Linked DNA regions of Homo sapiens: regions 1, 2 and 4 are each linked to region 3. Evidence: read pairs that join two places in POLR2A ChIA-PET (ENCODE). Cell type or tissue: GM12878. All regions are shown on one strand. Each heading gives the region's core, and the rest is flanking DNA. Links, peaks and the distances in the headings are about the cores only.

Evidence for each region. Peaks named below come from ENCODE experiments on the same cell type or tissue, not always from the same donor. Only the 100,000 strongest peaks of a DNase experiment are listed, where the experiment ranks them.
Region 1: POLR2A ChIA-PET joins it to region 3 with 6 read pairs; 2 of 35 experiments call an interaction of 5 or more read pairs at or near these places.
Region 2: POLR2A ChIA-PET joins it to region 3 with 5 read pairs; 2 of 35 experiments call an interaction of 5 or more read pairs at or near these places.
Region 4: POLR2A ChIA-PET joins it to region 3 with 8 read pairs; 2 of 35 experiments call an interaction of 5 or more read pairs at or near these places.

The regions. Positions count from the first base shown.
Region 1 is chr3:15,381,471-15,389,247 of GRCh38, reverse strand. It overlaps a transcript of METTL6 not described here. Among named protein-coding and RNA genes, the nearest start is that of METTL6, 42 kb to the left of the region's middle. RefSeq lists enhancers at 4,559-4,608, 4,729-4,828. In GM12878, for the core only: no CTCF peak of the experiment used is centred there; a DNase peak (open chromatin) is centred at 4,187; H3K4me3 peaks cover 1,374 bases; H3K27ac peaks cover 4,219 bases.
Region 2 is chr3:15,845,204-15,852,980 of GRCh38, reverse strand. It overlaps a transcript of ANKRD28 not described here. Among named protein-coding and RNA genes, the nearest start is that of MIR563, 25 kb to the left of the region's middle. RefSeq lists enhancers at 6,088-6,587, 7,076-7,155. In GM12878, for the core only: no CTCF peak of the experiment used is centred there; no DNase peak of the experiment used is centred there.
Region 3 is chr3:15,464,304-15,472,080 of GRCh38, reverse strand. It overlaps COLQ (collagen like tail subunit of asymmetric acetylcholinesterase), which reads left to right. Exons shown (of 17, transcript NM_005677.4): 11 at 1,465-1,545; 12 at 5,644-5,740. Among named protein-coding and RNA genes, the nearest start is that of MIR4270, 28 kb to the left of the region's middle. In GM12878, for the core only: a CTCF peak has its summit at 1,626; a DNase peak (open chromatin) is centred at 4,610.
Region 4 is chr3:15,540,980-15,548,756 of GRCh38, reverse strand. No RefSeq gene overlaps it. Among named protein-coding and RNA genes, the nearest start is that of COLQ, 23 kb to the right of the region's middle. In GM12878, for the core only: no CTCF peak of the experiment used is centred there; no DNase peak of the experiment used is centred there.

The DNA of each region.
Region 1 (7,777 bases), core at 1,174-6,173, 82 kb after region 3:
CCAAAGTGGGAGGATTGCTTGAGGGCAGGAGTTCGAGACCAGCCTGGGAAATGTAGCACAACCTACAACAAAAAACTTAGAAAAAAAAAAAAGGCCAGGTGTGGTGCCTCATGCGTGTAATCCCAGCACTTTGGGAGGCTGAGCAGGAAGGATTGTTTGAGCCCAAGAGTTTGAGACAAGCCTGGGCAACACCGTGAGACTCCATCTCTATAAAAAAAAAATTAGCTGGGCATGGTGGCATATGCCTATAGTCACAGCTACTTAGGAGGCTGAGGCAGGAGTGAAACCACCACTGCAAAATTATAACTGAGACAGTGAAAGAGATCTGACTGAACCAACTCTATCTTCCTTCTAACCTCCGAGCTGTATTTGTTCATTCCTGAGTGTAGGCTGAACTAACTTTGGGAGAAAAGTAGTTTATAATTTAAAACTTAGTTTATAGTTTAAAACAAAGATGGCAACAGCCCTTTCCCAAAACAAACGCCCTTCTTGCCTGGGGACTAGACAGCCTTTGTAGGACTAAGAAACTAGCCACAAGATTAGAAATTATGGTTTAGGAGTCATACAGCTGGATGCTACAAGATTTTGGGCCTCCTTAAACTGCTCCTAAGATCAGTGCTCAGATGTTCTGCAGACCCTGCACTTGATGGATCAACTGGCACCACCCAGATGGATAAACTGGCTCATCTGATCTTGTGGCTCCCACCCAGGAACTGACTTAGTGCAAGAAGACAGCTTCAGCTTCTTATGATTTTATCTCTGACCTGATCAATCAGCACTCCTGGTTCACTGGCTTTCCCCTACTCACCAAGTTGTCCTTAAAAACTCTCATTTCCTGGCCAGGTGCAGTGGCTCACACTTGTAATCCCAGCACTTTGGGAGGCCGAGGCGGGCGAATCACTTGAGGCCAGGAGTTTGAGACCAGCCTGGACAACATGGCAAAATCCCGTCTCTGCTAAAAATACAAAAATTTGCTGGGCATGGTGGCATGTGCCTGTAATCCCAGCTACTCAGTAGGCTGAGGCAGGAGAATCACTTGAACCCAGGAGGCGGAGGTTGCAGTGAGTGGAGATTGCGCCATTGCACTCCAGCCTGGGCGACAAGAGCGAAACTCCATCTCAAAAACAACAACAACAACAACAACAACAACAACAACAAAACTCTTATTTCCAAATACTGAGGGAGACTTTTTTGAGTAATCATAAAACTCTGGTCTCCCGCACAGCTGGTCTGTGTGAATTACTCTTTGTCTACTGCAGTTCCCCTGTCTTGATAAATTGGCTCTGTCTAGGCAGCAGGCAAGGTGAACCCATGGGTGGTTACAAGAGGATCACATGAGCCCAGTAGGTCAAGGCTGCAGTGAGCTGTGACCACACCATTGCACTCCAGCCTTTGGGACAGAGCAAGATCCTGTCTCAAAAAAAAAAAAAATCTTTTTTTCAAAGAGAACGATTTACAAGCTAATCTCTGTTCCCTGATCCATTCATTCTCCCTAGCAATCGTTTATTGTACCTCAACAGAATTACCTATATTCCCCATCTCCTCACTCCCCTCTCAAATAAGGCTATATAAGTATTTGGGCCCCACTGGGATATTGAGTGATCACTCTGATTCTCCCCTGTGTACACATTAATAAGTTTTGATGCCTTTTTCCTACTAATCTGCATTTTGTGAGTTGATTTTTCAGTAAACCTTCAGAGGACAAAGGGGAAGTTTTTCCCTTGGCCCCTACTGTCAGAGGCATTTGAACCAAAGTGAATAGGAGCTGGGTAAAATAAAGCTGAGACCTACTGGGCTGCATTCCCAGGCAGTTAGGCATTCTTAGTCACAGGATGAGATAGGAGGTTGGCACAAGATACAGGTCACAAAGACCTTACTGATAAAACAGGATACAGTAAAGAAGCTGGCCAAAACCTGCCAAATCCAAGATGGTAATGAAAGTGACCTCTGGTCATCCTCACTGTTCATTATGTTAGAATCGGTAGTTAGGCAGACATGAGCAGGGCAGGGGAGGGCCCTGTCTCCAGGAATGTCAGGTGATCATCAGATGATGGTCAGGCAGTTGTTAAACTGTCTCTCTAAAATAACAATTGGTTGTAGCCAGTGCCAGAGAAAGACAATCTCCCAATAGATAGAAAACACCTGAAACTAACTGGGCACCATGGCTCATGCTTGTAATCCCAGCACTTTGGGAGGCTGAGGCAGGTGGATCACCTGAGGTCAGGAGTTCAAGACCAGCCTGGGCAACATGGTGAGAACCACCCCCCATCTCTGCTAAAAATACAAAATTAGCCGGGCGTAGTGGTGCATGCCTGTAATCCCAGCTACTCAGGAGGCAAGGCTGGAGAATCGCTTGAACCTGGGAGGCAGAGGTTTCAGTGAGCTGAGATTGCACCATTGTACTCCAGCCTGAGTGACAAGAGTGAAACTCTGTCTCAAAAAAAAAAAGAAAAGGAAACACCGAAAACTGGTAATCAGCAGCTTCCTGGTAAGATCTTTGGAGTTGGGCAAGTGGACTAAGGCACGTTCACTAAGAGGCAAAACAGCAGAGTTTAATGGGTGTATGACCTTCCTCTGGGAACACTTGACTGGTAATGGAAACACACCTCAACTTAGCATGTGTACAACTTCAGTAAACATACTGCACATACACACAGCCCACCCCAAGGGGACAATTAAGGGAAGAGAAGCAGAAACCCTGGAACCATGCCCATGTATAAAACCTCAAGTCAAGGGCTGAAAAGGGCACTTGGATCTCTCAAGTCACCCACTTGGCCCTCTTCCAAGTGGACTTTGCTTCCTTTCATTCCTGCTCTAAAACTTTTTAATAAACTCTCATTCCTGCTCTAAAAGTTGTCTCAATCTCTCCCTCTGCCTTAAACCTGCTTCTGCCCCTTGGCTGAATTCTGTCCTCCAAGGAAGCAGGCATCTAGTTGCTGCAGCCCCATGTGGCTTTGCTGCTGGTAACAATTATATGCTAGCTATAATGCATTAGCATGCTAAAAGACACTCCCACCAGCACCATGACAATTTACAAATGCCATGGCAGTGCCTGGAAGTTACCCTACATATTCTAAAAAGGGGAGGAACCCTCAGTTCTGGAAATTGCCCACCCTTTGCCAGAAAACTCATGAATAATCCACCCCATATGTAGCATATAAGCAAGAAATAACCATAAGTTTACTCATAGAGCAGCCCATGCCTCTGCTCTGCCTATGGAGGAGCCATTCTTTTGTTTCTTTTCTTCTCTAATAAACTTGCTTTCACTTTGCAGACTTGTCCCAAATTCTTTTCTCGTGCAAGGTCCAAGAACCCTCTCCTGGGGTCTGGATTGGGATCCCTTTCTGGTAACACTACAATTCTAAGAGCTCTTTTTTATTGGTTCACCTACAGGAATAAACTGAGGCAAAATTAATGTAAGCAGAGAGTTTATTTGGGCCAAATTTGAGGGCTACAGCCCAGGAGACACAGATTCAAGTTAAGTTGCCCTGAATATATGCTGTGATTAGCAGCACTTACAAGTGGATTTTTTGGTTTTTGTTTTTGTTTTTTTGGAGACAGGGTCTTGTTATGTTGACCAGGCTGGTCTTGAACTCTTGGCTTCAAGCAGTCAACAAGTGGGGTTTTTTTGTTCGTTCGTTTGTTTGTTTTAGATGGAATCTTGCTCTGTCACCCAGGCTGGAGTGCAGTGGCACAATCTTGGCTCACTGCAACCTCTGCCTCCCGAGTTCAAGCAATTCTCCTGCCTCAGCCTCCCTAGTAGCTGGAATTACAGGCGTGCACCACCACGCGCAGCTATGTTTTGTATTTTTAGTAGAGACAGGTTTTCCCCATGTTGGCCAGGCTGGTCTCAAACTCCTGACCTCAGATGATCCGCCCACCTCGGCCTCCCAAAGCGCTGAGATTACAGGTGTGAGCCACTGCGCCTGGCCAACAAGTGGGTTTTTAAAGGAAAAAAGAAGGGGCAGTTCCTAAATTGAACATAAGCTACTAATTGGCATATGTTGTTCTTTGTATCACAAATTCCAGGAACATGAAGATAATGGGTGAGGGTCATATTGTGCAACTTGTGATAGCATTTTGGGTAATTTATCAGCCAGTCTGGAAACTACATGGAAGGAAAGAAAGAACAAAATGCCTTTAAACAATTGTTCCTAGGCATGATTCTCTGGGGAGGGGTGGGTGTGACTGAAGATTCATTCTCTGAAGATTGTGTCTCTCTGGACCTGATAAATTTTGCATACCACACATTTTTCAGACTTCTCTGAGCTACTTCTCTTTCTCACTTCAGTGTTCATTTTAAAAATAGTAACCCATTATTTCACAGATGCAATGTGTTATTTCTCTAAAGCATGCATTTCAGTAGAGAAGGGGTCTCTAAGAGGGGCAGTAATTGTCCCCCAAGGGGGCAAAAATTGGTTCTTTGGGGATTGACAAGAGAATGTTTTATATAACAGTGATCTGTGGCCTTCAAAAACTCAACCCTATCCAACAAAATCATATTCATTCTTCTAGAGTTGAAGTGTCTTTGCCTGGGCTGGAGTGCAGTGGCGTGATCACAGCTCACCTCAGCCTGGAACTCCTGGGCTCAAGTGATCCTCCTACCTCAGTCTCCCGAGTAGCTGAGGCTACAGGTGTGTGCCATCACACCCAACTAATTTTTTTTTCTTACAGAGAGATGGTCTCGCTATGTTGCCCAGGCTGGTCCTGAACTCCTGGCCTAAAGCGATCCTCCTGCCTCGGCCCCCCAAAGTGCTGAAATTACAGGTGTGAGCAACTGCACCCAACTTCTTGTCCATTAATATTTAATTTCTCTCTGCATAGTCTCGTTTTCTCTATTTTTTTCTTTATTTCCTGTTTTGGTCTCTATCTTTATTAGGAGCTTTTCTCAGATGTGTGGTGACCCTTGGTTTTCCATTCATATTTTTTTTTAATGCGGAGCTTAAAAGCTGCTTGGAAGCTCTGAGCACATGAGGTGGAGTTGTCAACATGGGCTTCATTTTATTTATTGGTTTTTACTTATTTTGTTTTCTTTTATCTCTTTTTTGTTTCTTTTTCAGGTCTCAAACAAAAGTCTGGAACCTGGGATTCTTTGTAGGATATCTGGCTGTGCTTTTGTATTATATGAACCACAGAAAATAATCTTCCAGTATGATATTGTTTTCAGTATAGTACCTCAACCCTAATTTTGCCTGGTAACCCTTTATCCAGAGACCTTTTGTTTTCAACTTACAGTCTTATTCTGGGGTGGGGGATGTACAGTCTGGCTGTGTGGACTTGCAGGAGAGATTTAGGGTTCTAACTTCTTCTTACTGACTTCCAACCAATTCTCCTGTATTCAGTCTTATACACACCCCCACTTATACTAGACGTAGCTGGTACTACCAAAGCCTGGTCACAAAACTCTATGGGAGTCTCAATGCAAGTTGAGTTGCTTCTTGACTTTCATCCCTGCTGGCTTAAGACTCAGCTTCACAAGCCTGCTAAGTCAGTTGCTATTTATCCTGTTTTCTAGCCCTTCAAAATTTTAAATGAAAATTTACATTTTTAATTGACAAATAATATATATATGGGATAAATATGATGTTTTGATAGTAATAGATGTATACATTGTGGAATGATTATATGAAGCTAATTAGCATATCACACTCCTCACATACTTCTTTTTCTTTGTATTGAGAACATGTAAAATCTATTCTTGGCCAAGCATGGTGGCTCACACCTGTAATTCCAACACTTTGAGAGGCCAAGGCAGGAAGATTGCTTGAGCCCAGGAATTCAGGGGTTCCAGACACCAGCCTGGGCAACATAGCAATACCCTGTCTCTAATAAAAAAAAAAAAAAGTAAAAATAAATGTGTAATTTAAAAAATTCATTATTGTTATTATTTTTACAATTTTGAAACTGTAGGGGCCAGGAACAAACTTCCCCTTTGCCCTCTGAAGAATAACTAAAAAATCACTCACCAAATGCAGATTAATAGGAGAAATGGAATAAAAACTTAGTAATTGTTTTCCTTGGTGGATCCCTTAGGTCTTTATGTAGATAGGGAAAAGGTTTCTTCTAGCATCTGTTGATTGCTAAGGACATTTAATTCAAAATACTCATTATACCAGGGAGCCATATCTGGGGGTAAAATTCCAGATGCTCCTTCAAAGTATACATTATTATTGACTATGGTCACCATGTACAGTAGATCTCAAAAACGTATTCCCCCTGGCTAACTGAAATGTGTGCCCTTTGGTCAACATCTCCCCTACTCCTCTCCTCCCCCAGCCTCTGGTAACCACCATTCTACTTTCTGCTGCTGTGAGTTCAACTTTTTAAAATTCCACGTATAAGTGAAATCATGTGGTATTTGTCTTTCTGAATCTGGCTTATTTCACTTAGCATAATATCTTCCAGGTTCACCCATGTTGTTGCAAATGATAGAATGTCCTTGTTTCTAATGTTCTCCCAAATTTAATCAGTTGTATGGGGTTTATGTGATAAAAATATCCTTTTGCTGTCATTTTCGTGGGGTTTCCAGAAGGATCCTAACTAGGTACACATGCTTAGTCTGTCTTTTTTTTTTTTTTTTTTTTGAAGCAAGTCTCCCTCTGTTGCCAGGCTGGAGTGCAGTGGCCTGATCATGACTCATTGCAACCTCTGCCTCCCAGGCCCAAGCAATCCTCCTACCTCAGCCTCCAAGTAGCTGGGACTGAAGGTGTGTGCCAGCATGTGTGGCTAATTTTATTTTTGTAAAGACAGAGTCTCCTTATATTGCCCAGGCTGGTCTCAAACTCCTGGGTTCGAGATCCTCCTGCCTCTGCCTCCCAAAGTGCTGGGATTACAGGCATGAGCCATGGTGCCTGGTCTAGTCTGTCATCTTTAAACAATTGGGTTGGGAAGGAAAAGGTAGCACATAGATAGATGATTTAAGCAGAAATAGATAAGCATAATTGTCCACTGTAAAGGGGCTGAATGATCTGGAGAATGGAGGCATCTCAGGAAAACTGAACTTGGTGGTGTGTGCTTAGGACTAATGAAAAGTGGCCGGGCACAGATGCTCATGCCTATAATCCCAGCACTTCGGGAGGGTGAGAGGGAGTATAATTTGAGGCCAGGAATTCAAGGTTGCAGTGAGCCATGATTGTGCCACTGTTCTCCAGCCTGGGCAGCAGAGTGAGACCCCGACTCTTAAAAAAAAAAAAAAAAGAACCAAAGAAATGTTAGTTCCAGGGATTCCCAGGGACATGGGCAGGGTCCAAGAATGATGCTGAGTTAAGGTTAGGTGGCTATTCAGAAAGCTACTTCGACTTGTATCCCATATTATGGATCAAGGACCTTAAAAATAGCCATACTTTTTTTTTGTTCTAGTAACTCAATTTGTAGGATTGTTTCCTAAGAGATAATCTGACATATTCAAGGACTTCTTCACAAAGATATTCATTAGCTGCATTATTTATAGTACCAAACATTATAAATAGTCTAAACCAGAGATCCACAAGCTATGGCTATAACAGTGACAAGGAGGCCTAGCGTGACTAACTCCATTTTGCTCCTAACCCCCCTGCAGCGATAACCTGTATCTTTTAGGTTAACTGCTTTTGCTTATCTCTGCACATAGGCCAAGCTAACTATAGAAGGAATTTAGTTTATAGTTTAGAGCAAGGATGGTAATAGTGCCTCCCCCAAAACTAACCCCTGAGGAGATAAGGAGGATGTATGCAAGTAATAATGTTATGTTAAAGATTTATAAGAGCACTGTGACCTGACCAAGGACAAAGTTTCACCA
Region 2 (7,777 bases), core at 881-5,880, 380 kb before region 3:
AAGTTACCAGGATTCTTCTATGTGTATGCTGATTGGCTTACATAGTAGAGTCTGGATAGAATTATTATGCCTATTAGCTTTTGTGAGAAGGCTACTTTTGCCTAGTCAATTTAAGTTGACATTCTTTTTTTTTTTTTTTTTTTTTTTTGAGACAGAGTCTCGCACTGTCGCCCAGGCTGGAGTGCAGTGGCACAATCTCAGCTCACTGCAAGCTCCACCTCCCAGGTTCATACCATTCTTCTCTCTCAGCCTCCCAAATAGCTGGGATTACAGGCACCCGCCACCATGCCTGGCTAATTTTTTGTATTTTTAGTAGAGACGGGGTTTCACCGTGTTAGCCAGGATGGTCTCGATCTCCTGACCTCGTGATCCGCCCGCCTCGGCCTCCCAAAGTGCTGGGATTACAGGCGTGAGCCACCATGCCCGGCGTAAGTTGACATTCTTATTGGTAAGGGTTTACTCGTCTAGATTTATCTATTTATAAATTTAAAGATATGTATTTTCTATTCCTCAGGATTTAAGTCCAAAGATAATATTAAAACATCTAGCACAAGACAGTTAAAATACTTTAAAAAGGCAATTGAGTAGAGAAATTCAGAAACTTAGAATAAGAGTTGTTATAGATGAGAATTACATTTATTTCCTGTTACCAAAAATACTAAAGAAATACAGGTTTTATAATAAGGAAGCATAAATTAGTATAGAGAGGCAGCCTTTTCTCTTGAACAATTTCTATATTAAAAAGTTTGATCTTTTTTATATTTTAACCAGCATTATTGAGATGTAATTCACACACAAACTTAAATTGTACAATTAAGTGTTTTTTAATATATTCACAAAACTGTGCAAGTACCACCAAAATCCATTTTAGAACATTTTATGACAAAAACCTTTTACCCCTAAACTATCAACCCCCGAACCTCCATTCTTGCCAGCTTCTTGACGACTACTATTCTGTCTCTGTAGACTTTTCCTGTTTCACTTGGTGTGTTTTCAGGGTTCATCCACTTTGTAGCAAGTATTTGTATTTATTTTTAATTGGTGAATAATATTCCATTGTATGGATATACCATATTTTCTTTATCCATTCATCAGTTCATGGACATTTGTGTTTACATTTTTTGGTTGTTATGCTGATACAAACATTTGTGTACAAGATTTTATGTAGACGTAAGTTTTCATTTCTCTGGGATATAGGAATGGAATCATTGGGTAGTATGGTAACTCTGTATTTAGCCTTTTGAGGAACTATTCTGTTTTCTAGAGTGGCTGCACCATTTTTCATTCCCAGCAGCGTATGAGCATTCCAGTTTCTCCACATCCTCAATACTACTCGTTATTGTCTGTCTTAAATTATAGCCATCCTAGTGTGTCTGAAGTTGTATCTCTTTTATTTATTTATTTATTTATTTATTTATTTATTTATTTATTTATTTTGACACAGAGTCTCACTTTGTCACTCAGGTTGGAGTGCAGTGGCATGATCACGGCTCACTGCAGCTTCAACCTCCTGGGCTCAAGTTATCCTCCTGCCTCAGCCCCCCAAGTAGCTGGGAGTACAGGTACATGCCACTATTCACAGCTAATTTTTTTTTATTTTTGGCAGAGATGGGTTTTTGCCGTGTTGCCCAGGCTGGCCTTGAACTTACGAGTTCAAGCCATGTGCAGCCCTCCCCCTCCCCAGCCTACCAAAGTGCTAAGATTACAGGTGTGAGCCACTGCACCCAGTCATGAAGTAGTATCTTACTGCAGTTTTGATGCCTAATGATGTTGAGCATCTTTTCATGTGCATATTGGCCATTTGTGTGTCTATTTTGGAGAAGTATTTATTTGTGATAAGGATATAGGAAAAAACAAACCCAGTTTCTCTTACTATAATCTGACAACATAGAATGCTTTTGTGAGCAAATGTGTCACATTTCAGTTTTCCCCCACATACCAAGGAAGCAACCAGTTCTTCAGCAAATTCTCCAGTGTACACCAGCTAGATGTCCTCTCATTCAGTTTAGTTCTGACACTGTCTACCTGTAGATATTGTCAGATCCACAAGTGCAGTCCCACAAGACTGCCTCCACTTCAGATGCCAGTTGCAAGCCCCAAGTTGTTTTACTTGGGCTTCTGATGACTGGCTATAAATTGGAGTTCCCATGACCCCCTCCTTGGGTTTGATTAATTTGGTGGAGCAGTTCACAGAACTCAGGGAAAACCTTATTTTTACTTATTTATTCTAAAGGATGTTACAAAAGGATAGAGATGGAAGAAATACATAGGGTGAAGTATGGCAGAAAGAGTAGAAGCTTCCATGCCCTCTCTGGGGATGCCACTGTCCAGGAATCTCCGTGTGTTCAGCCCAGAAGCCTCCTGAACCCAACAGAAGAGAAGACAGAGACAGTAGGTGAGAAGGCCATGTAAAGATGGAGGCAAAGGTTGGAGTCATACAGTTCCAAGCCAGTGAACTCCAGGAGCCCAGATGCTGGAAAAGGCAAGGAAGGACTTCCCCTTAGTGTTCAGAAGGTCACCTTGATTTCAGGCTAGTACTCTCCACAACTGTGAGAGAATACATTTCTGTTTTTTAAGCTACCAAATTTATGGTTATCTGTTATGGTCATTTGTTAGCCCTAGGGAGCTAATATAAGGAAAAGTTTTTAGCTCTTACATTTAGGGCTGTGATCCATATTGAGTTGTTTTGTATATGCTATGAGGTAGGATTTCAACTTTCTCTCTCTCTCTCTCTCTCTCTCTCTCTCTCTCTCTCTATATATATATATATATATATTTTTTTTTTTTTTTATTGCATGTAGATACCCAGTTGTCCCAGTGCCATTTGTTGAAAAAGGTAATCTTTCCCCCATTGAATTGTCTTGGCATCTGTATCATAAATCAGTTGACTCTAAATGTGGGAGTTTATTTCTGGGCTCTCAGTTCTGTTCCATTGGTCTATATGTCTGTCCCCATGCCAGTACCATGCTGTCTTGATAACTGTAGGTTTGTAGTGTACAGAGTCAGAGATCGCTTCCAACCCTGCTTTAACCTCTTACTTGGCTCTTCAGCTGAGTCTAGAAACCACATTGACACCAGGCAGATTAACAAGAGAAAAATATACAAATTTAATAAGTTTTCCGTATACATGGTGATCTTCACAAGAGATTGAATTCTGAAGAAGTGACCAAAGCAAGATGCTTTTATACTTTTTAGACAAAGAATGATAAATTTGAGGAAAAATGATAGAACAAAGAAAATCTGGCTGGGGCAGAAAATTTTCTAGGGGAGTTAACTAGGAGATATATTGGGGAGGGGTGTGAAACAGGTAGAAGATAAGGATTACTTCCTTAAGAATATTTATTCAGGTCCATTGTAGCTTCCAATTCCAACTCTCTGGAAGTAAGGGTTATTTTTCTCTCCCTGGTATGGTGAGGGTACCCCTCCTAGAGGAATCTTTATGTCTTGGCTGCGTGTAGGAAGAGACAGGTTAGCTCACCCTGTCTTTGTAGAAAACTACAATTTCTCTAATGTTTTCAACTCAAAATAATCACTATACCAATCTGACTTATATCTTGGAATGACAGATCCTTCACTCCTTCAGTAGTAAGTTTGAAATTGGGAAGTGCAAGTCTTCCAATTTTTGTTTTTGTTTTTTAAGATTTTGGCTTTTATGGGTCACTTGCATTCCCATATTTTAGCATCCATGGGTCAATTTCTTCCAGAAAGACAGTTGTAATTTCGATAGGTATTGTATTGAATCAATAGATCAATTTGGGAAATACTGCCATCTTAATGATAATAGTCTTTCCATGAACATGGGATGCTTTCCATTTATTAAGGTTCTTTAATCTCATCGTATCTTGTAGTTTCAAGAGTACAAGTTTTGGACTTTCTTAAATTTCTAAGGTTTTAAAATGCTATTGTGTATGGAATTTTCTTATTTTTAGATTGTTTATTGGTAATATATAGAAATACAAGTGATTTTATATATTGCTTTTGAATCCTACAACTTTGTTGAACTTTCTTATTAGCACTAATACTTTTTTAGTGGCTAGAGATAATTTTCCGTGACTAGAGATAATTTTGCTTTTTTCTTTCCAGTCTGGATGCTTTTTATTTCTTGCTTACTTGCCCAGACTAGAACCTCCAGTACGGTGTTCAGTAGAAGTGGTGAGAGTAGACATCCTTGTCTTGTTCATGATCTTTCATCATTAAGTATGATGTAGCTGTTGGTTTTTCATAGATGGTTTTTATTAGGTTGAGGAAGTTCCTTCCTATTTCTAATTTATTGATTGTTAGCTGCTGCTATATTTTTTTTTTTTTAAGTTAAGGTCTCACTTTGTCACCCAGGCTGTAGTGCAGTGGTGTGATCATGGCTTACTTGCAGCCTAGACCTCCTGGGCTCAAGCGATTCTCCCACCTCAGCCTCCTGAGTAGGTGGGACCACAGGCATGCACCACTATGCCTGGCTAATTTTTTAATTTTTTTGTAGAGATGGGTCTCCCTCTGTTGCCCAGGCTGGTCTTCAGCTTTTGGGCTCAAGTGATCCTCCTACCTTGGCTTCCCAAAGCACTGGGATTACAGGTGTGAGCCACTACATTCAGCTATTGTTAGCTTCTTAAACATGGATTAAATAGCCCCTGTCTTGCACAAGGTAGCTATTTGGGTATAATGAAAGTTTAGGAAAGAAAAATCCCCTGGTTTTAACCAAGATCACATTATTGTCAGAGTTTCTTCATTCTTAAGACTTCCAAATACTGTTTCTTTAGTGGTGATTCCCAAATTTGTGGTTCTGGTTTTGAGTTTTCACCTAAGTTTGAATCTCTCTAACATCTGCCTATTTGATAATTCCAGTTAGCTACATTTGTGTTGCCCCAAATTCAGCATGACTGTTTGTAAATTTATTTGACTCTGATTTTATTGTGCATCAAGTGCTATACCAGACTCCAAAGGACACAAGAGTGTGTTTGGAGAACTGTCAAGAAGTAAATATGGTTGCAACACAGAGGACTTGAAGTGAGAAGAAATGACCCTGTTGGAGATAAGGGCCAAATCATGAAGATCCTGTGTGCTGAGTTCTAAGTTGGAACTTTATTCTGAAAGCAATCATGAGCCACTGGAAGAGGCAAAGCAGGGAATCGGTGCAGGATTTTGTTTTGAATCAATTCTGGAAGATAGTATAGAATATAGGTTTGTGTTGAAGGTGAAGCTGGAGGCAGGTGGAACTGGTAGTAAGTGTTATCCATTTGAAAAGTGGTTTTTACCTAAGATACTGGCAAAAGGGATGGATTCCAGAGATACTTAGGATGTAAAATTGATAGGACTTGATAACTGGATAGTAGGGGCTGAAGGAGAAGGATGACTCTTCAGTAACTCCTGGGGATTTGACTAGAGGGCCTAAGATTTAGAGCATGCTGGAAGAGCTGGTTTGAAGGTGAGGTGAATTCAGTTTTGGATATATTGAGGTCCTTGTAGGACATCTAAATGGAGAAGTGTTGTTACAGTAGACAGTTAAATGTGAGGCTGGGCTTTTAGGTGATAATTAAAGTGAATGAGGTCACTCAAGGAATGAGAAAAAGCTCATGGCCCAGCAGAGTATCATGGAAAATATGGAATGAATGGAGGAAAGAAAATCTAAGAAGCTGCTAGAGTTAGGAAGAAAGCCATAAGAGATTGCTATCACAAGCAATCCCAGTTGCACCCTATATTCTCTTAGACATGAAGTCTTAATTTTTTCATCACTTTTTAGTTTTTCTTTATTTAGTACATTCTTTTAAATTTTTCATGGAAAAGTTTCTTGTTTGCTCCAAGTTCTTTACTTTCTAAGCCACTGTTTCCTAACTTTGGAGCATACATCAGAGTCACTTGGCAAGCTTAAATACATATTCTTTGGGATCCTATTAGACCTGCTGAATGATGATCTTCTGGGGGTAATGCCCCAGAATCTGTGTCTTAAAACCTCTTGTGGTAAAGACTAGCTTGCTGTTTACCAAACTTGTTTTCTTTTCTCCCAGGCCCCAGATAACTTATATTTACTAGACCTTTTGTGTTTGGGGATGGCCATATGATTGAAATCTGGCCATAGGAAATAAAGCAGAAGTGTTGAGTGTTACTTTAGTCCTGGCAAATAGAAACCTCCCTTGAAAGATTGTCTTTCTTTTCCACCTGCTGGCTGGGTGGTGGTTGCCAGAGCAACTTTGGAAATGAGGGGTCAAAGAGAACTGAACTTCTTTCAGCCTGGGTTGTCTCCAGCCTCCTCAGGCACACCCAGCTGATCATTAACATAGATTTTTTGACTTTATGTGAGCATGAAATAAAAATAACCTATTCTGTTATGTGATAATTTGGGATTTATCCATTACAGCATCCACTATTACTTTAATCAGTGGAGCTCTTTCGATTGTTATAAAATGGTCAGAATTTAGGAACTGTTGCCCTTGGTTTATACTGTTTGTATTTTTTAACTCGTTTATATGGTAGGTAAGCTTTCAGCTGTTGACTTCCAGACCCTGTATATATTGTGTTTGTGAAAGCAGCCTCGGGGGCTTTACCCTGCAGAGCCACAGGGGCAGAGCTGCCCAAGGCCTTGAGAGCTCACCTCTTGCATCAGTGTGCCCTGGATGTGAGACATGGAGTCAAAGGAGATTATTTTGGAGCTTTAAGATTTAATGACTGCCTTGCTGGGTTTCAGACTTGCATGGGGCCAGTAGCCTCTTTGTTTTGGCCAGTGTCTCCCATTGGAACAGGAACGTTTACCCAATGCCTGTACCTCCATTGTATCTTTCAAGTAACTAACTTGTTTTTTATTTTACAGACTCGTAGATGGAAGAGACTTGCCTTGTCTCAGATGAGACTTTGGGCTTGGATTTCTGAGTTAACGCTGGGACGAGTTAAGATTTTGGGAGACTATTGGAAAGGCATGGTTGGTTTTGAAATGTGAAAAGGACATGAGATTTGGGAGTGGCCAGGTGTGGAATGATATGGTTTGGCTCTGTGTCCCCACCCAAATTTCTTCTCAAATTGTAATCTCCATGTGTCAGAGGAGGGGACTGGTGAGATGCTATTGGATTGTTGGGGCAGATTTCCCCCTTGCTGTTCTCTTGATAGTGAGCGAGTTTTCACGAGATGCAATGGTTTAAAGTGTGTGGCACATACCCCTACCTCCTGCTCCACCATATTAAGACGTGCTTGCTTCCCCTTTGCCCTCCACCGTGATTCTAAGTTTCTTGAGTCATACTTCTTATTAAGCCTGTGGAACTGTGAGTCAATTAAACCTCTTTTCTTTGTAAATTACCCAGTCTCAGGTAGTTATTTATAGCAGTGTGAGAGTGGACTAATACGTGAAGGTTAACAACAGCTGGCTTTTAAAGGATGTATAAGCAGACTTCAGCATCAGAGTGAGCAGTGGAGTTGAAACCAGATAGAATAGCAAGTGTGGTATTAGTCAAGTAGATCTAATAAGTAGCCTAATCCAAGGCATAGGCAGGTAGTTAGAAACTAGCATGTCTGTAAGTGCCTGAATGATTGAAATAGAGATGTCTGGAATCAAGAAACTTCAACAGATAATGCCAAGGAGCTGTAACCTTTTAGACATTCTCAGGACAAAGAGGGAACCTAGTTGGAGTATTTCCCAATTGAGAAGCTAGTCAAGAGGGATAAATGTAATATGGAATATATATATATATATACTTTAGAAATGTTCTGGAAGATTGTGTATATGTTATGTAACAGTTAATCCACTCATTTAATAATAGGTGACTTGCTATTTTGAAGAAATGCATTGTAAGTTATTTTT
Region 3 (7,777 bases), core at 1,517-6,516:
CCATAATTAGGTCTTGGGAGAGAAATTAGATCAAGAAATTCCTGACTGCTTCAAGCTAATGTAGAGAAGGGCCACACTTCCTTCTGACAATCCCTGAAAAAAAAAAAAAAATGCTGCTTGTGCTGCTGTTTTCTCCCAGCCATAAAGACATCCCCGAGCCTCTCTAAAACAGCCAGGGAAAAACTGCAAGCATCTCCATGGCATGCGGCATCCATCCTATCCTCTCACACGCTCCCATTCCCTAGAGAATGTTGAAGGATGTATGGGTTGGAAAGAAATAACAGATTTAAGGACAATTCTTGGTGAAACAAGACATTGGTGGCTTGGGTAGGGACACATTGGCTGAGCTGACAGATAATTTCAGAGCTTTATGTTTGATCCTTTCCATATACAGGTGTTCCCTGGAATTTTCCATTGTGTTATACCTCCTCTGACTGCCATGTGAAAAAGTGCCTGGGTGTTTTTTGTTCTCTCTGAGTGTCTGGGCAGCTCTTCATGGGCACTGGCTGCTGATTAACACTCATGGTTGCTATTGCTAAATTTTTCTTGTTGGCTGTGCATTCTGGGCTGTTGGGGGATTACTGGAGATAGGAATGAAGCGCCCTGTGGGCTGACCCAAAGAAATAGTAAGTGGGGCTGGAATCCATGTAGAAGAAAATGGGGAAGAAGGAGAGAAACTAAGATGGAGAAATGAGTTTTGTGAAATATTGGCCTTAAACTATGAAATTCTGCAATGGGTACATTGGGTTTTGATAGTTCAACATAGAGCTTTACAAACAGGAATATTGTTTCCATTGTTCTCCATGCCTTTTTCAATAATTATATTGAAGATGTGAACATATGTTTGGAACATCTCTCCCACAAAAGAACTTTCATCTAAATCAAATGGAAGTGAGCTGGAACTCAAACCAATGCTTACTAAGAGTGGGCAAGCACATAATCCTAAGCAAGAGTCATTAAATGAGTAGAAACTTCCCAAAGATGACAGCTGGCAAAACAGTGTCCAATCATTTAAAAACCTCCAGATTTGAATTTGTGCTAAAAACAGCACGTAAGAAAACACAACATAAAATTCCAACTAGAAGGAAAGCGTTTTCCCAGACAGCTTGTAGTAATTAGCACAGGCATGCTGTGCTGGATGCCCCAGCCTCTCACTGCCTGTTCTGGGTGATGATTTGTCTCTTCTATTTGGCCATCAAAATGTGTGCTGCTCCACACCTGTCCCTCTCAGGTAACAGATAACCCACTCAGAATTACCTTCTTCCTTCCCTCCTCTTCCATGAAAGACATGTCTGCCTTTCTCATGACTTCCTCACTCTGCTAACCTTGCAGGGCAGCCCAGTTGGCATAGATTCGGAATGATCAAGTAGACTGCCCTCGTAGCCAATGACTGGCTAGACCTGTGTAGATGTGCCCACTCCACATGCCCTAAGTCCTCTCTTGCTTCTCTTTCCTTCTTTCCAGGGTGAAATGGGTCCAAAAGGTGAACCTGGGATAGCAGGACACCGAGGACCCACAGGAAGACCAGGAAAACGAGGCAAGCAGGTAAGGATCCCAGGGCTTACCACCCGCCTGAGGTCAGAACTTCCTGACCTGGCAGTGTGTGGAGTGGCAGGCAGGTGGCGTTAATCAGAGATATTCTGTAGACCTTGACTCCAGCATCCTCTGGGCTAGCAGACGGGAGCAGCACCACTTCCAGAAGCTGCTGGCATCTCTAGGCTAGCCGTAGTTTGAAGTGGATGGGATAGGATGCTCCATGTGAACTGTGCCAAGGCCAGAAGCAAGAGTGGATATTTGGTTCATAAAAATAAGTCTGTCTTAACCAAAGCAGCTAGGAATGGAAGGCAGATATGGTCATTTACCCAGAAAACCTATTTTATGCTTCAATGTCCCAGACACAAATGAAGTTTTAAAAATGAGCCTAGATATTTTCCTGCTGTTGAGAGGTCTTCTGGGTCTCAACAATAGGGTGGTTTTTCCCTACTCAGGCCTCCAATTTGTAAGTGACCTTTTTTCTTGGGTTGATTAACATGCTTAAGGCAGTTGTTCATTCTGAACTCCCCCTGGTCAGCAGGCTCTTGTGTTAAGCCATGTGATGTGACATGACTGCTCTAGAGACAGCCTTAGCTGTCTCATATATAATCCTGAGAGGTAAACATCTTTGGATGGAAGCTTTTTCCATTCTTTTACTTATTTCCTTAGGCTATATCTGTGGCCCACAAACTTAATCTTACATCAAGATCACCTGGGGGTGGGGCCGGTGATTAAATACAGATGTACAGATCCCCCACATCAGGTGCAATGGTTGTAGTTCCAAGCTTGCCACTCCTCATCCCCAGTGCCTAGGCCTTATTTTCCAAAGACCATAATATAATTGACCTGGAATGAGCTTTCAGCATGGGTTTGGTTATTTTTTTTTAAGCTCCATATGATTTTAATGTGCAGCCAGGTTTCAGAACCATAATAACACTATGAAGCCAATTCTGGTCTTTTCCCAATCAATTTAGAAAGAACACAGGCTCCAACCTGGAAAATTTAGACTGTGCAGTAACTTTCGAAGTTACAATCATCCAGTCCAGTTTTCAAACTTTGATCATGGGTAGCATGGTCATGGTTTCACAATGATGCCACAGATACCAATTTCTTAAAAGTAGGCTCAGATAAAAAAGGAAAAATATGGGGGAGAAATCTTTTCTTATATCACTTTATCCCCTCCTAATGATTTCCATTCATAATATTTTAAGCTTGGGGTTCCAGAAGCTTCCTGGCTTCCTTCTGTCTTGGGCAGTGTTTGCCTTTTCCTAGTTCCTGGCGATAACCAAAGCCAGGAAGGCCATTTCTTGAGCCTGCTGAGACTAATTCCGTTGGAATCATAAAAGCTACACCAAAACCACATCTGGGAGCTCAGAGAAGTTAGAGAAAAGAGCCCAAGCTTTCGACAAGACATTGTGAACAACCCGAGGGTGCTGCAAACCCTCGGTGTTGGGGTCGTTCCAGTTGGGAGATAACGAATTGTTAGCCTTAGAAGCCTGATGTGGTATTTATTTTTATCATGAATTAATCTCCCAGCATAGTCTTACATACTCTTTGTTTGTTGGCCAGCAGTGCTGAGAGTCTCTGAAAGTTATTGTTAAGTCAATCCAAAGCCAAAAATCAGAAATTCAGAAGGAATTTCAGATAGTAATTTCTGTGCCAGAAGGATTACAGAGACCACTTAATCCAGTCTCCTCAGGTTATTCTCAAGGAAGCTGAGGGCCAGGGAGGTGGAGTTGCTTGCCCAAGACCCCTCCATGAAGTCAGCTTCAAAGCCAGGATTAGAATCCAGAGAGTTGAGTTGAGACCAACTTTCCCCACATGACTTCTTCTCTCAGCTACCTTCATGCTTCAGGACTTGCCTTCAGGCAAGCCCAGGAAAGCAGCTGTTGACTTTATTATAAAAATCTTCTCAGCCGGGAGTGGCGACTCATGCCTATAATCCCAGCACTTTGGGAGGCCAAGGCAGGCAGATCACCTGAGGTCAGGAGTTCGAGACCAGCCTGGCCAACATACAGTGACATCCCACCTCTACTAAAAAATACAAAAATTAGCTGGGCATGGTGGCACACACCTCTAGTCCCAGCTGCTTGGGAAACTGAGGCAGGAGTTGCTTGAACGCAGGAGGCAGATGTTGCAGTGAGCTAAGATCACGCCACTGCACTCCAGCCTGGGCGACAGAGCAAGACTCCGTCTCTCAAAAAAAAAAAAAAAAAAAAAAAAAAACTTCAGTAACTGAGAAACAATTTCCTTGAGAGAGATCACCCAACTTTGTGGCAAATAAGGAATAAAGAATGCCTTTCCTGGAAAGCTCTACTCAGTGAGTCCTGCTGATAGAGACGTGGCTCATTCTGAGCGATGGCCGATAAGCGGAATATTCCATTACTGCTGGTGTCAGAATGAAGGAGCATTTCCAGCTCCTTCAAGCTTTGGCACTTCCTTTGCTCAGAGCCAGCTGACATGGCCGTTAGAAAAACAAGACTGAACTGTGGCTATATTAAGATGTGTGACTTCCTTTGCCATCCTGAGACCCAGCTTGGTTACTGCAGGGAATGCTTCAGCTAGGCTGAGGCTTAAGAACTCCCTCCATAAACATGGAATCAGAAATAAACTCTGACCTCACGGATCCCATATTCAGAGTTCAAGAACTCCTTGCACATTACCAAGACGGCCCCCAGTGCCATGTGGACAAGGCAGCCGGTCACCTGTCACCGTTGTGGCTGGAAAGGAGTCCCAAGCCTGCCTGCTCCCCAGATTTGAGGAAGATTACATTTCATCAGGTGGGCAAGCCTGCCAAGGCGCAAGTGTAGTAAGAAGAACCAGGTCAAAAATGGCAAGTGTCAATCACTGCTCTGATTAGGCCTGAGGCAAGAGCAGACAATTAGCAAATTGCTCAGGGGAAGAGTCAATAGCATGCACCAGCCTTGGTTTCGGGGTGACTCCTAAGAGCAACCCTGAGGGAGAACAAAGAGCCCAGTCTTTGCTCTTGATACTCCCAGAATAGGCAGAAAAGAGGACACTCCATGTGGAACGGCTGTAGCCACAGATGTGCCCTTTTTAATAAACCAAGACTTAACTACGTGAAACAGATGGAACCAAGCCAGTTGCTGTGATAATTGGCTTGCCCCACATAGCTCTTCGTTCTGTACAAACCACATTTTCACATCTGAGATCTTTGTTAGTTTCACAGACCTATGTGGGTGTAAATTTACTGGCCTCATTTTAAAGATGACAAAACTGAGGTACAAAGCAATGACATGAGTTACCTGGAGTCTCAAGGTCAAGGTGAAACCTCTGGATTTACAGATCAGCAAAGCTGCCTACCATTGTGTTTCTAGCATCTTTGTCCTCCCTCATTTCATCTGGGGAAAGGAGGTGAGCTAGACAGATTCCAGCCCATAGGGAGTGTATGTCTCATGGGGAGACATCAATGAAATGACCACACAAATAATCCATATGCTATGATCTGGGATAAATGCCATGAAGGAAACAGGCTGAGTTATGAGAGCTTATGGTGGGGTGAACTGACTCCATCCAGGAAGGTCAGGGAAGGCTTTGCCATAGGGCATTTGAGCTGAGAGCCAAAGGGTGAGTGACAGTTAACTAGGCTAGGGGGAAGGAAGAGATTTTGGGGCAGAGAGAAGGGTCTTGAGAAGGGGGATAATAGACATGGTGCCCTTGAAGACCAAAAAGGCCAAAAGGCTGGAATGAAGCTGGAAAGCCTAGCCATGCAAGGCTTCGCAGGCTGCAGTAAAGAGCTAAGTCTTTATCCTGAGTGCAACGGGAAGCCAATGAGTGAAAATAGCTCATTTCTAGGCCTCCATTTCCTCATCTGCCCAGGGCCTAGAGTAGATTTGACTGGTTCCTTTCAGCTGCCATGTGCCACATTTGTAGAGCAAGAACTAAGGTCTACAAATTTGTAGCCATCACTATCTCAAATGTCACTTGCCCTAAGCTTATTAAGAGCTCGATGGTCAAGACCTCTGGAGCTGCATCCCCCACTGGGCTCTTGCTCCTTAAGTGCAAGGTGATCTCTGATTTGGTGATAAATGGGGCGGGAAGCTTGCTATGTCATGCTTTCATAACAGGCTCTGCCTTTCTCTCTGTCAGGGACAGAAAGGGGATAGTGGAGTTATGGGCCCACCAGGCAAGCCTGGGCCTTCTGGTCAACCTGGCCGTCCGGGGCCCCCAGGCCCCCCACCTGCAGGTAAGAGCTACACTGCTTCACTTGATCCACTGTTGGAGTACTGGCCAGCCTCCCAGAGAGGGCACAAGGAGATGCCAGCAGAGATGCCTTGTGTTTCAAGTTAGAAACTACCAGAGACACTCCAATATCTTTGTAATTTCTCCACGATTTAGCTCATTCAACTTTTATGCAAGAGAGATAAATGCCATTCTGAATTTGTTTTAGCATTCTGGAGAACAAATAGAGGACAGAAAAAAAGCACATTAATGATGTCATTTATACCTTAAGTGAAAAATAACAGGAACATATTTCATCAACTAATACCTTTTTCTAGATAAAAGTGTCATGGCTCCAAGCAATTCTCTTAAACCTAGAAGTAAAGGTGACATTGCAGGTTTTTTCCAATTTACAGTGTTATAAAAGAGTCCTTATTTGTTTGCAATAGCTAGAGAAAGAGGCTGGGCATGGGTGGCTCACGCCTGTTATTTCAGCACTTTGGGAGGCCGAGACGGGCAGATCACTTGAGGTCAGGAGTTTGAAACCAGCCTGGTCAACCATGGCAAAAACCGTTCTGTTTTTGCTAAAATACAAAAATACAAAAATTAGCCTGGCATGGTGGCACGCGGCTGTAATCCCAGCTACTCTGAGGCTGAGGCAGAAGAATCACTTGAACCTGGGAGGCGGAGGTTGCAGTGAGCTGAAATTGTGCCATCTCGAAACTCTGTCTCCAAAAAAAAAAAAAAAAAAAAAAGATGTAGAAAGAAATTACTAAAATAAAATAAAAAAATAAAAAGTTGGCTGGGCGCGGTGGGTCACGCCTGTAATCCCAGCACTTTGGGAGGCCGAGGTGGGCAGATCACGAGATCAGGAGATTGAGACCATCCTGGCTAACACGGTGAAACCCCATCTCTACTAAAAATACAAAAAATTAGCCGGGCGTGGTGGCGGGCGCCTATAGTCCCAGCTACTTGGGAGGCTGAGGCAGGAGAACGGCATGAACCTGGGAGGCGGAGCTTGCAGTGAGTCGAGATCGCGCAACTGCACTCCAGCCTGGGTGACAGAGCGAGACTCCATCTCAAAATAAATAAATAAATAAATAAATAAATAAATAAATAAATAAATAAATCAAAATATAAAGTCTGTTATTGAGAAGGGCATAGATACACTGCTTCCTTGTATGTTGTTTTCAAGACGGAGCCTTGCTCTGTCGCCCAGGTTGGAGTGCAGTGGTGCGATCTTGGCTCACTGCAACCTCCACCTCCCGGGTTCAAGTGATTCCCCTGCCTCAGCCTCCTGAGTAGATGGGATTACAGGTGCCTTCCACCACGCCTGGCTAATTCTTGTATTTTTAGTAGAGATGGGGTTTCACCATTTTGTTCAGGCTGGTCTGGAACTCCGGACCTCGTGATCCGCCCACCTCGGCCTCCCAAAGTGCTGGGAATACAGGCGTGAGCCACCACACCCAGCTGCTGCTTCCTCTTTTACCTCATTCAATTTTATTAGCTAAGCCCTTTATTTCGTTCCCTTGTCAGCTCATGGTAGGGGCTTTCACAGCACATCAACTGTATAAAGACAGTATCAAGAAGATCATTTGTTGACTGCAACATTTTCTGTCTTCAGTTATACAAAAGGAATCCAAACAATTTTTATTCCAACTTTTTTCTTAAGAAAATGAAGACATTTACAATTCCACAGTGTATTCCCCCTCCTCCTGTGTTTATGGAACTATATTTGCAACCACATCATGGGATGGGCAAGAAATGTCATATTTTGTTAGATCCTTTAAACTAAGTTAAATCTGGCTCTGAGAGTCCAACCTACTAGGATGCCAAATAAATTAATTCAGGCATTATTAGGATTTTCACTACTCCTCCAACAACCACAAATAGGTTGGGCAAAGATCCTGGTGAATTATGGCAGAAAAATGTCAGGGAAGGTCCCTCCAACCTTTGGTCTACTCCATTCACCTCTGAAATAGAGTAGAAATAGAAATAGACTTGTTGTCCAAGTCCCTGTGGTCCACAGATACCTGGTGGCTGCTGTTCTCATGCCATACGT
Region 4 (7,777 bases), core at 1,774-6,773, 76 kb before region 3:
TTAACAGCAGAATTGATGAAGCAGAAGAAAGAATCAGTGAGCTTGAAGACAAGCTACTTGAAAATACATGGTCACAGACAAAAAAAAAAAAAAAAGAAAGAAAGAAAAGAATGAAGCATGCCTACAAGATCTAGAAAGTAGCATCAAAAGGGCAAATCTAAGAGTTATTGGCCTTAAGGCCGGGCATGGTGGCTCACGCCTGTCATCCCAGCACTTTGGGAGGCCGAGGTGGGTGGATGATGAGGTCAGGAGATCGAGACCATCCTGGCTAACACGGTGAAACCCCATCTCTACAAAAAATACAAAAAAATTGGCCAGGTGTGGTGGCACGTGCCTGTAGTCCCAGCTACTTAGGAGGCTGAGGCAGGAGAATCACTTGAACCCGGCAGGTGGAGGTTGCAGTGAGCCAAGATTGTGCCACTGCACTCCAACCTGGGTGACAGAGCAAGAGTCCGTCTCAAAAAAAAAGTTATTGGCCCTAAAGAGGAGGTAGGTAGAGAGAGAGATGAGGGTAGAAAGTTTATTCAAAAGGATAATAACAGCTTCCCAAACCTAGAGAAAGATATTAATATTCAAGTACAAGATGGTTATAGAACACCAAGCAGATTTAACCTAAAGAAGGCTACCTCAAGGCATTTAATAATGAAACTCCCAAAGGTCAAGGATAAGGAAGTCAGCCTACAAGCAAGAGAAAAGAAACAGTATACAATGACGCTTCAGTACGTCTCGCAGCAGACTTTGCAGTGGAAACCTTACAGGCCAGGAAAAAGAGTGACATGACACATTTCAAGTGCTGAAGGAAAAAACTTTTACTGTAGAATAATATAACCAGCAAAAATTTCCTTCAACTGTGAAGAAGAAATACTTTCCCAGACAAAAGCTGAAGGGTTTCATCAACACCAGACCTGTCCTACAAGAAATGCTAAAGGGAATTCTTCAATCTGAAAGAAAAAGACCTTAATGAGCAATAAGAAATTATCTGAAGCTGCAGAATTCACTGTTAATAGTAAACACACAGAAAAACACAAAATATTATAACACTGTAATTGTGGTGTGCAAACTCATATCTTAAGTAGAAAGACTAAATGATGGACAAGTCAAAAATGGCCAGGCACAGTGGCTCTTGCCTGTAATCCCAGCACTTTGGGAGGCCAAGGTAGGCAGGTTGCTTGAGCTCAAGAGTTCAAGACCAGCCTGGGCAACATAGTGAAACCCTGTCACTACAAAAAAATACAAAAAATTAGTTGAGTGTAGTGGCATGTTCCTGCACTTTCAGCTACTCAGGAGGCTGAGGTGGGAGTCACCACCCTGGAGGTCGAGGCTACAGCCAGCCTGGGCGTTAAGTGAGAGCCTATCTCAAAACAAAACAATAACTGCAACAACTGTTCAAGACAGAGTTCAGTAAGGTATAAATTAAAACAAAAACAAAATAAAAAGTAGAGGGAAGAAGTTAAAGTGTACAGATTTTTTATTTTTATTTCTCACACTATACTGATGTAAAAAGTGTAGCATTTTAATTAGTTTTCTCTTTGCTTGTTTATACAAGTGTTAAGTTGTCATCAGTTTAAAGAAATGGGTTATAAGATATTATTTGCAAGCTTCATGGTAACCTCAAATCAAAAAACATATGATTGATAACACAAACAATAAAAAGGAAGAAATTAAAACATACCACTAGAGAAAATCACCTCGGCTAGAAAGGAAGACAGGACAGAAGGAAAGAAGGAAGAGAAGACCACAAAACAACCAGAAAACAAGTCATTACTTATCAATAATAACATTGAATGTAAATGGACTAAATGCTCCAATCAAAAAGCATAGAGTGGTTGAATGGATAAAGAAAAAAAAAGACCCAATGATCTGTTGCCTACAAGAAACACACTTCACGTATAAAGACACTCATAGACAAAAGAAAGGGATGGAAAGAGATACTCCATGCAAATGGAAATCAAAAAAGAGCAGGAGTAGCTATACCTGTATCAGACAAAATAGACTTCAAGACAAAAACTGTAAAAAGAGGCCAGATTATTATATAATTATAGAGGAGTCAATTCAGGAAGAGGATATAACAATTATATATGCATCCAATACTGGAGCACCCAGATATATAAAGCAAACATTAATAGAGTTAAAGAGAGAGATAGACCCCAATATAATAATAGTGGGAGACTTCAACACCCCACTTTCAGCATTGGACAAATCATCCAGACAGAAAACAAAGTAACATTGGACTTAATCTGCACTGCAGACCAGATGGACCTAATAGATATTTATAGAACAATTCATGCAATGGCTGCAGAATATACATTCTTCTCCTCAGCACATAGATTATTCTCAAGCATAGACCATATGTTAGGCCACAAAACAAGTCTTAAAACATTTTAAAAAACTGAAATAATATCAAGTCTCCTCCCTGATCTCAATGGAATAAAACTGGAAATCGATAATGAGGAATTTTGGAAACTATACAAACACATGGAAATTAAACAGTATGTGTCTGAGTAACCAATGGGTCAGTGAGGAAATTAAGAAGGAAACTGAAAAAATTATTGAAACACATGATAATGGAAACACAGCATACCAAAACCTATGGAATACAGCAAAGCAGTGCTAAGAGGGAAGTTTATAGCTATAAGTACCTACATCAAAAAAGTAGAAAAACTGGCTGGGTGCAGTGGCTCACGCCTGTAATCCCAGCATTCTGGGAGGCTGAGGTGGGTGGATCACCTGAGGTCAGGAGTTCAAGACCAGCCTGGCCAACATGGTGAAACCCTGTCTCTACTAAAAGTACAAAAGAAAAAAGCTGGGTGTGGTGGCACATGCCTGTAATCCCAGCTACTCAGGAGGCTGAGGCAGGAGAATTGCTTGAACCCAGGAGGCAGAGGATGCAGCGAGCCAGTATTGCACCACTGTACTCTAGCCTGGGTGACAGAGCAAGACTCCATCTCAAAAAAAAAAAAAAAAGAAAAAATAGAGAAACTTCAAATAAACAACCTAACAATATATCTTAAAGATTTAGCAAAGCAAGAGCAAACCAAACTTAAGATTAGTAGAAGAAATAATAAAGAGCAGAGCAGAAATAAATGTAATTGAAATAAAGAAAACAATGCAAAAGTTCAACAGAACAATTTTTTAAAAAATAAAATCCTTTCGCCAGATTAAGGAAAAGAGAAGACCCAAATAAATCAGAGATGAAAAAGGAGACATTACAACTGATATCACAGAAATTCAAAGGATCATTGGAGCAACTATATGACAAGAAATTGGAAAACCCAGAAGAAATGGATAAGTTCCTAGACACATACAACCTACCAAGATTGAACCATAAGTAATACCCCACAAGCACAGGCAACCAAAGCAAAAATAGACAAATGGAGTCACATCAAGTTAAAAAGCTTCTGCACAGCAAAGGAAACAAAGTGAAGAGACAACCCACAGACTGGGAGAAAATATTTGCAAACTACTCATCAGAATATATAAGGAGCTCAAACAGCTCTGTATGGAAAAAATCTAATACAATTAAAAAATGGGCAAGAGATCTGAACAGACATTTCTCAAAGTAAGTCATACAAATGGGAAACAGGTATATGAAAAGGTGCTAAATATGGTCATCAGAGAAATGCATATGAAAACTGCAATGAGATGCTTTCTCACCCCAGTTAAAATGGCTTTTATTCAAAAGACAGGCAATAACAAATGCTGGAGAGGATGTGGAGAAAAGGGAACTCTTGTACACTGTTGGTGGAATATAAATTAGTACAACCACTATGGAGAGCAGTTTGGAGGTTCCTCAAAAAACTGAAAATAGAGGGCCGGGCACAGTGGCTCACACCTGTAATGTCAGCACTTTGGGAGGCTGAGGAGGGTGGATCGCTTCAGCTCAGGTGTTTAGACCAGCCTGGGAAATATGGCAAAGCCCCATCTCTACAAAAATACAAAAATAAAAAATTAGCCAGGCATGATTGTATATGCCTATAGTCCCAACTACTCGGGAGACTAAGGATGGGGGATTGCTTGAGCCCAAGAGGTAGAGGCTATGGTGAGCCGAGAGTGTGCCACTGCTCTCCAGCCTAGGTGACAGAGCAAGACCATGTCTCAAAAAAAAAAAAAAAAAAAAAAAAAAAAACCCACTAAAAATAGAGCTACAATATGATCCAGCAACCCACTCCTAGGCTTATACCCAAAAGAAAAATCAGTATATTGAAGCAGTATCTGCACTCCCATGTTTATTGTAGCACTGTTCACAGTAGCCAAGTTCTGGAAACAACCTAAGTGTCCATCAGCAGATGGATGGATAAAGAAAATGTGGTACATATACACAATGGAGTACTATTCAGCCATAAAAAGAATGAGATCCTTTCATTTGCAGCAACATGGATGGAATTGGAGGTCATTATGTTAAGTGAAATAAGCCAGGCACAGAAAGACAAACTTCACATGTTCTCACTTATTGGTGGGAGCTAAAAGTTAAAACAATCGAACTCATGGACATAGAGAGGTTACCAGAGGCTGGCAACAGTAGTCAGGAGAGAGGGCAGTGGGGATGGTTAATGGGTACAGAAGAATAAAAAGAATGAATAAGACCTAGTATTTGACAGCACAACAGGATGACTGTAGTCAACAATTGTACATTTTACAATAACCCAAAGAGTATAATTGGATCGTTTGTCACAACAACAACAAAGAAGGATAAATATGTGTGGTGATGGATACCCTATTTACACTGATGTGATTATTATGCATTGTATGCCTGTATCAAAATATCTTGTGTACTCCATAAATTTATACACCTGTGTACCCACAATTTTATTAAAAAATTTCAGACCAGCTTCCCCTTGATGAGTCAGCAGATGACCTTTTCTCTCCTCGCCTTCCCCACTGTGATGTGTGTATAGTTGGGGGCACCATTAGCTAGGGGCATTTCTGTTGTCCAGGTCCTCTGGAAAGTAGATGCCAAGGTAGGATTAAATACATGAGGGACTTTATTAAGGGAAATGCCTCTGTGAGAGAAAACAGAAGAGCTGGAAAAGGCTGAGAGCCATCAGACTGCAATGCAGGTCAGACCTCAATGAGGAAAGAGGGTAGGAAGGATGGGCAGAAGCATCCTGGCTGGGTGCCATCTGAGGAGAATTTGGCAAGACTTTTATCAGAGGAGTCCCATGCCTCCCAGGAACAGGGCCACCTTCATATTTCTACTGGACATTGGAGAGGAGCAGCACAATGCCTGGGAAATGTGGCCTTAGCGTAAATGTGGGTGACAGATTTCAGAGAGTGGCAGCTGGGGCTCTTGGTCAGTTATGCTCCCGTGATTGGAGACAGATTCTCATGGCTGCACAGGTACTTTCTGGAGGTCTCTTTGTTGCTGCCTTTAGACTGTTAGAACTGAAAAATCGGGAGGTGAAGTTTGCTTAGCAGCACTTACAATCTAAGGATCTGACCCAAGTCCATCTGCATCTCTCCCTCTTCGACAGACAGATGGTATGTCGGAAAGTGTTGAGTGTGGTAAGCTGGAGTTTCTATTCTGGCTCTGCTTTGGGTTATACAACCTCTCTGAACCTCAGTTTCCTCATCTCTATAATGTGGGTTCCAGAATGCCTAACTCTATAGAGCTAAGACCATATGCTGTTTATAGAAATGCTTATTATGAAACCTGGCACCAAATAGCTCCTTGAAAAACATAAGCCCCTCTTCCTTCGTTCCGTCTTTATGCCTCTGGTCCCCCTCCCTCTTAGAGTATAGGATGAGGAGAAAGCTAGCTTTGCTCCATCGTGGAATCCTCTGTTAGACAAGTCCCTACATCCATATTGTTACTATGTGCCATTGACACCATGTCTGTTGCCCACTGGAGAACTGGCTGCAGCCGGTGTTTAATTTGGCCACCTTCCTTCCACATCTCAGCACAGAGCTGGGTTGTCAGTGTCAGTGCAGGAAAGAGCACATTCATTTCGACCCAACTGAATTAGCCAGGCCAGTCGGCAGCCAGGAAGTCATGTGCTGCTTTCCCGAACCAAATATAAATTATTTTTAGATTATTCATTGTTTGGTATTGTCCATACCACAGCTCCCTCCTATTAGAGCACATCAGAGAAAATTGGCTGCAGCCAATTAATGGATATTTAGCAAACCATTTGCCAGTCCTGGGCCTCTGTGTTCTCATTTGTGAGAAGAGTGGTTGAAATTGACCCATAATTCTCAACCCTGGCGGCACATTGAAATCACCTGGGGAGCTTTTAAAAATCCTGATTCCCAAGCCACACCTCAGACCAATTACATCAGAATCTCTAGAGTGGGCCCCAGGCATCAGTATTTTTTAAAGCTCTCCAGGTGATTCCAGTGTGCAGCCCAGTTTTGGAACCAGTGAAGGAGGATTTCAAAGCTTCCTTCCATCTCTAATTCCAGGGATGATGATCTTGAAAAGGGTATAGTCTACTTCTAATTTAACTCATTGAAATAGGAGTTACAAGAATGAGTATTCCAGCAATGTTATAATTTTATATTCTCAAGTTCCCTGTTCTTAATCATGTTTCTGTTTGGCATCTTGGTCACTCACTGTTTAGATTCATAAATAATACTTTTTTTCTATATAAATATTTGTTTACTTCATGTGTCTGCCATTCTTTGTTTTCACTTATGTTGTGGCAGGTGTACATTTCACAGAATTGGTGAACTTTTCTTTATTACTCTATAATAGAAATTAGCTCCTGAACTCCATTTCCACTTAGTATTTAAGTGTACAGCTCGGTGAATTTTTCATATGTATGTGGCCATGTAACCACCACCCAGATCAAGGTATAGGGCATTGCCAATAATCCAGAAGGCTCCCTCATGCCCCCTCCAGCCAACCCATGCATCCCCCACAGCCATTACTCTTCTGACTTCTATCAGTAGAGGTTAAAACTCAAGTCTCTTTTGAGTAAGTCTTTAATTTAGGCTCATTCCTCTCCCTTGTTTTCTTCTTCTCTGGGGACGATCTAATTTTCAGGGGCCTTATTACCATCCTGCCATCAGGGGAGAGTTCTTCTTCAAGAATGACTGATTCTTTAATCTGTGTATACGCAATAAACCATCCCAAACCAGAGTGACTAAATCCAAGACATTATTCTCTCATATTTTGTTGGTTGACTGGATTCAGTGGTTCGGCTTATCCTGCTTGAGCTGTCTTATGCAGCTGTGGGCAGATGGCAGCTAAAGCCGGATCCTCTGGAGGACAGCACTGGGCTGGAAGGCCTGAGTTGCCTGCCTTCTTCACTCTGAGAAAATAAAAATGAGCTTGGGCTAAGAATGTAAAAAAAAAAAAAAAATCTGCCTAAATAGGCATCAGGCTGGAATAACAGATGCAGATTGACATGATTTGAATCTGTGTCTCCACCAAATCTCATGTCGAATTGTAATCTCCCATGGTGCAGATGGTGGGAGGTGATTGGCTCATTGGGGCAGAGTTCTCATAAATGGATTAGCACCATCCCCTTGGTGCTGTTCACATGATGGTGAGTGAGTGAATTATCGTGAAATCTGGTTGTTTAAAAGTGTGTGGTGCCCCCACTCTCTCTTCCTCCTGCTCTGGCCACGTAAGACACGTCTACTTCCCCTTCACCGTAATAGGTTTCCTTAGGCCTTCCCAGAAGCCAGGAAGATGGCAGCATCCATGCTTCCTCTACAGCCTACAGAACCACTAGCCAATTAAACCTTTTTTCTTTATATATTACCCAGTCTCAGGTATTTCTTTATAGCAGTGTGAGAATGGACTAATACATGGATAAAGCCAGATGTGAAGTTA